Regions from separate parts of the Homo sapiens genome. Here region 2 is linked to region 1. A link is a loop called in an ENCODE intact Hi-C map of the cell type or tissue named here. Cell type or tissue: Caco-2. All regions are shown on one strand. Links, peaks and the distances in the headings refer to the core of each region. The heading gives the core; the rest is flanking DNA.

Region 1 (2,912 bases), core at 130-2,629:
AGTTCAGGTCTTGACGGGCCACCTTGGTGTTTCTTCACAATCAGCGCTAAGTGCATAGCATATGTGCATGGAATTCCTGGATCAGCAGTCGCTGTGGGTCAGAATCCAGATCTTGGCCTTGCAGACCCGTTCAGAAGAAACAAAGGCTGTCTAGACCTCCCGTTTGTGAAATAAACTTGACTTGCACTAGAAGAGCTCCAAGGGTCCTTGTAACATTACAAATAATTTCATAATTCTCTGTTTCTGGAAAAAGTAAAGACGGGCCTGGAGAGGCGGTAATTACACTTTCTGTTCTCTCTTAGTCTCTCTCATCCCATTAAACACAGCCTAGATCAGGTGGAGACGCCTCTCAATAAATACTATGAAAGAATCCACGCTTTCCTAATTGTTTGGCTTCTTAATCAAAAGAAGAGCTTCCTTTCAATTGTTAATGATGCAAATCAATAGGGTATGTGGAAGAAATGACACCTATTCAGAAAGCTGTGAACGTCTGAAGTGCTAATGGTGATGATTAGGTATTATGCAAAGAAAAAGCGAGAATCAATTCTATTCTCCACACACTGCCAGTGGGACTCAGTCCCTACGGGGAGAGGAGCAAGTCCAGAACTGTCTGCCAAATATGAGGGTGAAATATTAAAGCCACCTTCATGGATAACCAAACACTATGCTGAGTTTCAAAAGGGGAAAACCAAACAAGCAATTTGATGCTATTTTTACTCCTTAGGGACAAAGGCAAACTGAACAGGACCGACTTTAAATGTAACGTAATGATTCAAGGAACCTATATGCTTTATCTTCCCTCGGGATGTTAATTATTCTGTTTAAGGGCTAATTTGTTTTGCAGGAGTGTGAAAGCACGCTCCGTTTTGGTGATACTTTTCAGATACTTTTGGGGTGTGTCTACTTACAGAAAGCATTACCTACTAGTATTGTTACTGATTAGTATCTATAATGTTATAACAACTACTAATTTGTTCTAAATTAAAAAGGAAGTCCCCTTCTTTAAACAAGTCTCAAAAATTTTATAGCATGCCAGAATATTAAGATGCTCCTGAAAAGTGTGGGATTTAACTGTTAACATTTAACAGTTCACACCATGTAAATCTCAGCTTTGCCTACACACACACACACACACACACACACACACACACACTGCACGAAGGAGCACTCTCAGATTCTCCTCGTTTTCCTTTACTTGCTCCCCGTGCAGTGACCCTGTGGAGTAGACTTGGTAGTGCTTCGAATGCAAACCCAAACGCTGTGATTTACTCCCCAAAGAACCCCCGACCTTGCAGAGAGAAGATCAAGAATCGGAAATTTTTTGACCAAAAGCGCTGCTTGCAGAGGTGTTAAAATCCAGTTACAGTGCCCCGCTCATCACCCGGACGCTCTCTCCGCCGCCTCCCGCGCTCCCCGGGCTGGAGCAGCGCACCCTTGCAACACTTGCACCGGGAGGCAGCTCCATGTGGGAGCCAGCCCGCGCGCAATACTTGCCTCTTCCCGCCAGCCCCGGTTCAGGTGTGCCCCTCGCTTTGTGATGCAGGTGGCTTTCCCACTGGCCGGGTCAGACTTCAGAACCCCCGAGGACCGTCCTTTGTCGGCCGGCAGCCCGAGTCCCGGCGGGCAGCTTTGAGTCCACCGCTCTCGGGATCAAACCCCGCACCACTGAAAGGCAGGTGAGGGGAGGACGCAAAACCCGGGGTGGAGCGCTAGGCTGCGGCGGCGGATCTGACTGTACTGGGAGAGCCACACAAAAGTATCCAAGGAAAAGCCAATATCTGGACTGGAGTTTTAAAAAACGTAATTGTACTTGCATCCTCCCACCCGTGGGCAATACACACAGCACAAGAGTGGGTCTTTTTTTTTTTTTCGATGTTTGGGCTTTGAGCCTCCTGGTGTATCTGCGTTAAGCACCTTTGATACTGTTGACCTACAAGGAGGGCTCTGAGAGCCCGGACTGCGGGGAAGAAAGTTTTTTTACACTTCGTGTCTTACTTACACTACGCTTGTTGTGGATGGCATTAATAACGGGATTAGCATGGAAAGGGTTACTGTGCTTGATGCTATTGGCAGAGAGAGAGACACAGAGACTGGGTCAATAGGGATTATTTCTGAATGGAACATCTGATACTCTGGGATCTGGGAAAAAATATAATGTTTTCTGATTTTCCTGTCGGGGTTCTACTGCTGTGTGGCCTCCTTCACTCTCAGAGCACAGGTTACGTCCTGTGTAATACTCAGTTTCTGATGGTGGTTTTTTCTTCTTCCACCTCCCCTTTCTCTTCCCCTTCTCCTCCTTCTCCGTCTTCTTCTCTCACTCCCTCCTCTGCTCTTTTTTGAGAAGCCTTAAATCCCACACTTTTCAGGAGCATCTTAATATTCTGGCATGCTACAAAATCAAGTATTTTTCTTTTTATCTTTATGTTGCTTCTCAAAGAAAGGGAAGACAGTAGTGATAGGAAAGAGCAGAAAATGCTTATTGAGGTCCAGGCAGTAGCAGCTGAAGCCTTTAGCAAAATAAACCTTGCTCTGCCTCCTGGTTCATCAGCAGTAACTCACCCCCCCCTCACCCCCCCACGCCCCAATTACTGGGCAATATAAGAGATAGGAATTTGCAAAGGATAGTGGGTAAGAGGCTAGGTCGGGGTGGGGGGAGGGAAGAGTTTGTCCATGGGAGAGAAAATTAGGAAGCTGTAACTTGACTTTCGTAAAGCGCTCTGTTCTTCTGTCTTTTCCAAATGAAGGACAACAGGAAGAGCCTGCTTCATCTGGATTTTCTAATAGACACAGGTTCTGCAAAAAGGATCATGATGCACAGAATGACACACTTCAAATCAGATTATAGGTGTCAGAAACCAAAAAATTAAGTCACCATAGCCAGCCCTTACTCTAATAATTGTTTAAATACATGA
Region 2 (2,912 bases), core at 249-2,748, 140 kb before region 1:
TATCAGAACGAAAGGGAGGGATGGAAGAAAGGCTGGCTATACTCCCAGGACCAGGACCAGGAGGAGGCAAGGGGGAGCCAGGGCCAACACCCAAGGAGGAGGCGCCGGCCCTCAGGCGCCGCCTCTGCACTAGTACGACCCTGAGCTCCAGCGCCTCCCTGGATTGGTGCCCTAGGCCCTGGTTTTGCCTGCCACCCCCTGGTCCTGGCCCTGGCTATATCCAGAGTGACACAGGGATGGAGAAGACCGTTGCAAAGCATGGCCTGAGTGTGTATTCCCTGAATGTTCCCTCACATCTCCTGAGTGTGTGTTCCCTTCCGACAGCTGAGGATCACTTCCGCAGGCCTCTCCCAGGCTCTGCGGTGAACCTCTCCCCGGCCTCCAGCTTCTGGGTGGTGCGCAGGGCAGGTGTGTAATCACCCCAAGGTGATGATTTGGCTCAAGTCTTCTTGAAGTATTCCAAATGCCCCTCCCTTACCCCATCAACAGCACCAAGCACTTTCCTAGAATGTTGCTCCAGAGCAATTGCCCTTGCTTCCACTTCTCTAAAGAACCATTACATGTGAAGCTGCTGGAAGGCAGCCACACCCTTCATGCAAGTGAATCTTGGAAAGGATGTCAAGAGGAATATGTGAATTGCAGGCTTCAAAAGTTAAGCAGGGTTGAGTGTGGTGGCTCACGCCTGTAATCCCAGTACTTTGGGAGGCCGAGGTGGGTGGATCACATGAGGTCAGGAGTTTGAGACCAGCCTGGCCAACATGGTGAAACTCTGTCTCTGCTAAAAATACAAACATTAGCTGGGCGTGGTGGTGGGCGCCTGTAATCTCAGCTACTTGGGAGGCTGAGGCAGGAGAATTGCTTAAGTCCAGGAGATGGAGGTTGCAGTGAGCCGAGATCCTGCCATTGCACGCCAGCCTGGGCAACAAGAGCAAAACTCCGTCTCAAAAAAAAAAAAGCAGCATTTGAAGTCATTGTTAGTGATTCTACAGCAGGCCCCAGTTTCTGCATGGTGGGGGTAACGGGGAGGAGAGAGGAGTGGGTGGGAGGGGCATAGGAAAATAGAGAAGGTGCCTCTGCTCCTGCCCTGGAGGCGTAGACTGAGAAGTTAGCACCGTATCTTAATAAAGATCTTTATTTATGAGTTCCCTAAATGTTACACCTTTTCTTAGCTGTTGTCATCAATACAGCCTTCAAACCCCACAGGTAAATTTCTGTGGTGCTTGTAACTACTTTTGCACGAAGGGAATTCTGTGTATCCAGCGCTTTGGGGTCTCCCTAATTCATGTTTAACAAGTTTAATGTAATTTCTCAAAGCAAATCTGAATCTCACATCTGAATTACTGAACATCTTGCTGACCGAGCATTTTCTACAAGCTTCGTTCCCCGCCAAACACCCGGGGAGACGGGCTGCCAGCCCACGGTGCCTGCCATGTTAAGTGAGACAAACAGGGCAGTTATTCAAATAATATTAAATATTAACGCTGACATTCTCCATGGCTGTATCTGTCATAGATCATGTGGGTTACATCTGTCATCTCGAATCCCTTCAGACTGCGAGAGCTCCAGAAATGTGATCTGTTGGCAAAGCCGTTTGATGCTCGATGGCAGCTTCCTTTGGATGTGTCCTGAAGCTGCGGAGGCCAGGGAGGATCCCGCTCGTCTCCAGATGGTTTGGGGCTTGTTACAGATTGGAGGAAGCCCTGGGGTGAGGGGGAAGGTTGAGTAATTACTAGTGTCTGGAATTACACGAACGCCCTGGGGACAGGCTGGAACAGGCAGCTTTGCCTCTCCTAGATGCCCCACTGCAGAGCCCCGCATCAACCCTTGGATCCAAGTCTGCCAGGCGAGTTTGGCTTTATACGGATAAAAGCAACATGCAAGTGGAATATTTTTGCTTTGCAGGTAGAACTGGGAATGGGGATTTTGTGCACGAAGTGTCCCAACTCTTGTGGCCAGGAAAACTTGGATTTGCTGCCTTAGCTGGAAGAGCCAAAGTTTACCTGTCAGGCTTCGTCGGGCTTTCATCAGGACAAGAATGTCTCCTTTGATCTGGCTGTGCCAGGGCTTCCTTGTTAGAAGACAGCATCATCTCAGCCGTGTGACAGCTGTTCCTTCTGCCCTGGCCAGGGGCTTCCCTATGCTACGGCTTCACTACAGCCCATCCAGAAGTTGTGGGGTGGCGGCAGGGGGGACCTCTGTGACCTTGTGTGTGTGTGTGTGTGTGTGTGTACTCTGTCTTCTTTACTATGTGCTCCATTTTCTTTTCTGCCAGAAATCAGAGTAGTGTAATATGAGATTTTTGGGATGCAGTTCTCCTTGGTAAGTTGAAGTTCATGCACCCTTATGAACTTCCCCCCAAGCCTGGGCACGAGACTAATGACCAGATGGTTGGCAGGATGCTGGAGGCCAAAGGTTTATTTGACCAGTTCCTAACAGAATGATTAAATTCAAAGTAGCTCTCATCCATTCAGTGCCTATGTGGTCCAGTGTTCTTCTTCTGTTTACTTATTGCTTTGTTTTAACTCTCACAACAACACTATTAAGACAAGGCAAGATCACCTCCATTTCTTAGGGGAGGAAACAGAGACTTGGAAAGTGTAAGTAACCCGCCTGAAGACGTATTATTGAGAAAATGATGACTCTGAAATTCAGACTCAGTTTCAACTGGCTGTCAGGATCGGGCCCTTTCTCCTGTATTGTGCTACTTTCACTTTTAGATCAAACTTCAAATTTTAAAAAAGGAGGAGAGTTTGCCTGGAAATAACCCAATCACTCTCTTAATAAACATTGGTTGAATTTGCAAAATGGTCAAATGCCTCAGCTGATTCCAAATACTCCATGCAAGCTTGGGCTTGGCTCTCAGCTGCTCAAGAGGGAATTCAGTGTTCTCCAGGCCCAGCTGGCCTGGGGCT

The links. A loop is a pair of places that touch in the nucleus more often than their neighbours do. Peaks named below come from ENCODE experiments on the same cell type or tissue, not always from the same donor. Only the 100,000 strongest peaks of a DNase experiment are listed, where the experiment ranks them.
Region 2: it touches region 1 in a loop (2.1-fold over the local background); 1 of 110 quality-filtered maps calls a loop at or near these places.

What each region holds. Positions count from the first base shown.
Region 1 is chr7:148,338,216-148,341,127 of GRCh38, reverse strand. All of the region lies in intron 21 of CNTNAP2 (contactin associated protein 2), which reads right to left. Among named protein-coding and RNA genes, the nearest start is that of C7orf33, 250 kb to the left of the region's middle. RefSeq lists enhancers at 150-755, 1,375-1,905. In Caco-2, for the core only: no CTCF peak of the experiment used is centred there; a DNase peak (open chromatin) is centred at 1,687; H3K4me3 peaks cover 1,904 bases.
Region 2 is chr7:148,480,875-148,483,786 of GRCh38, reverse strand. No RefSeq gene overlaps it. Among named protein-coding and RNA genes, the nearest start is that of C7orf33, 110 kb to the left of the region's middle. In Caco-2, for the core only: no CTCF peak of the experiment used is centred there; a DNase peak (open chromatin) is centred at 1,706.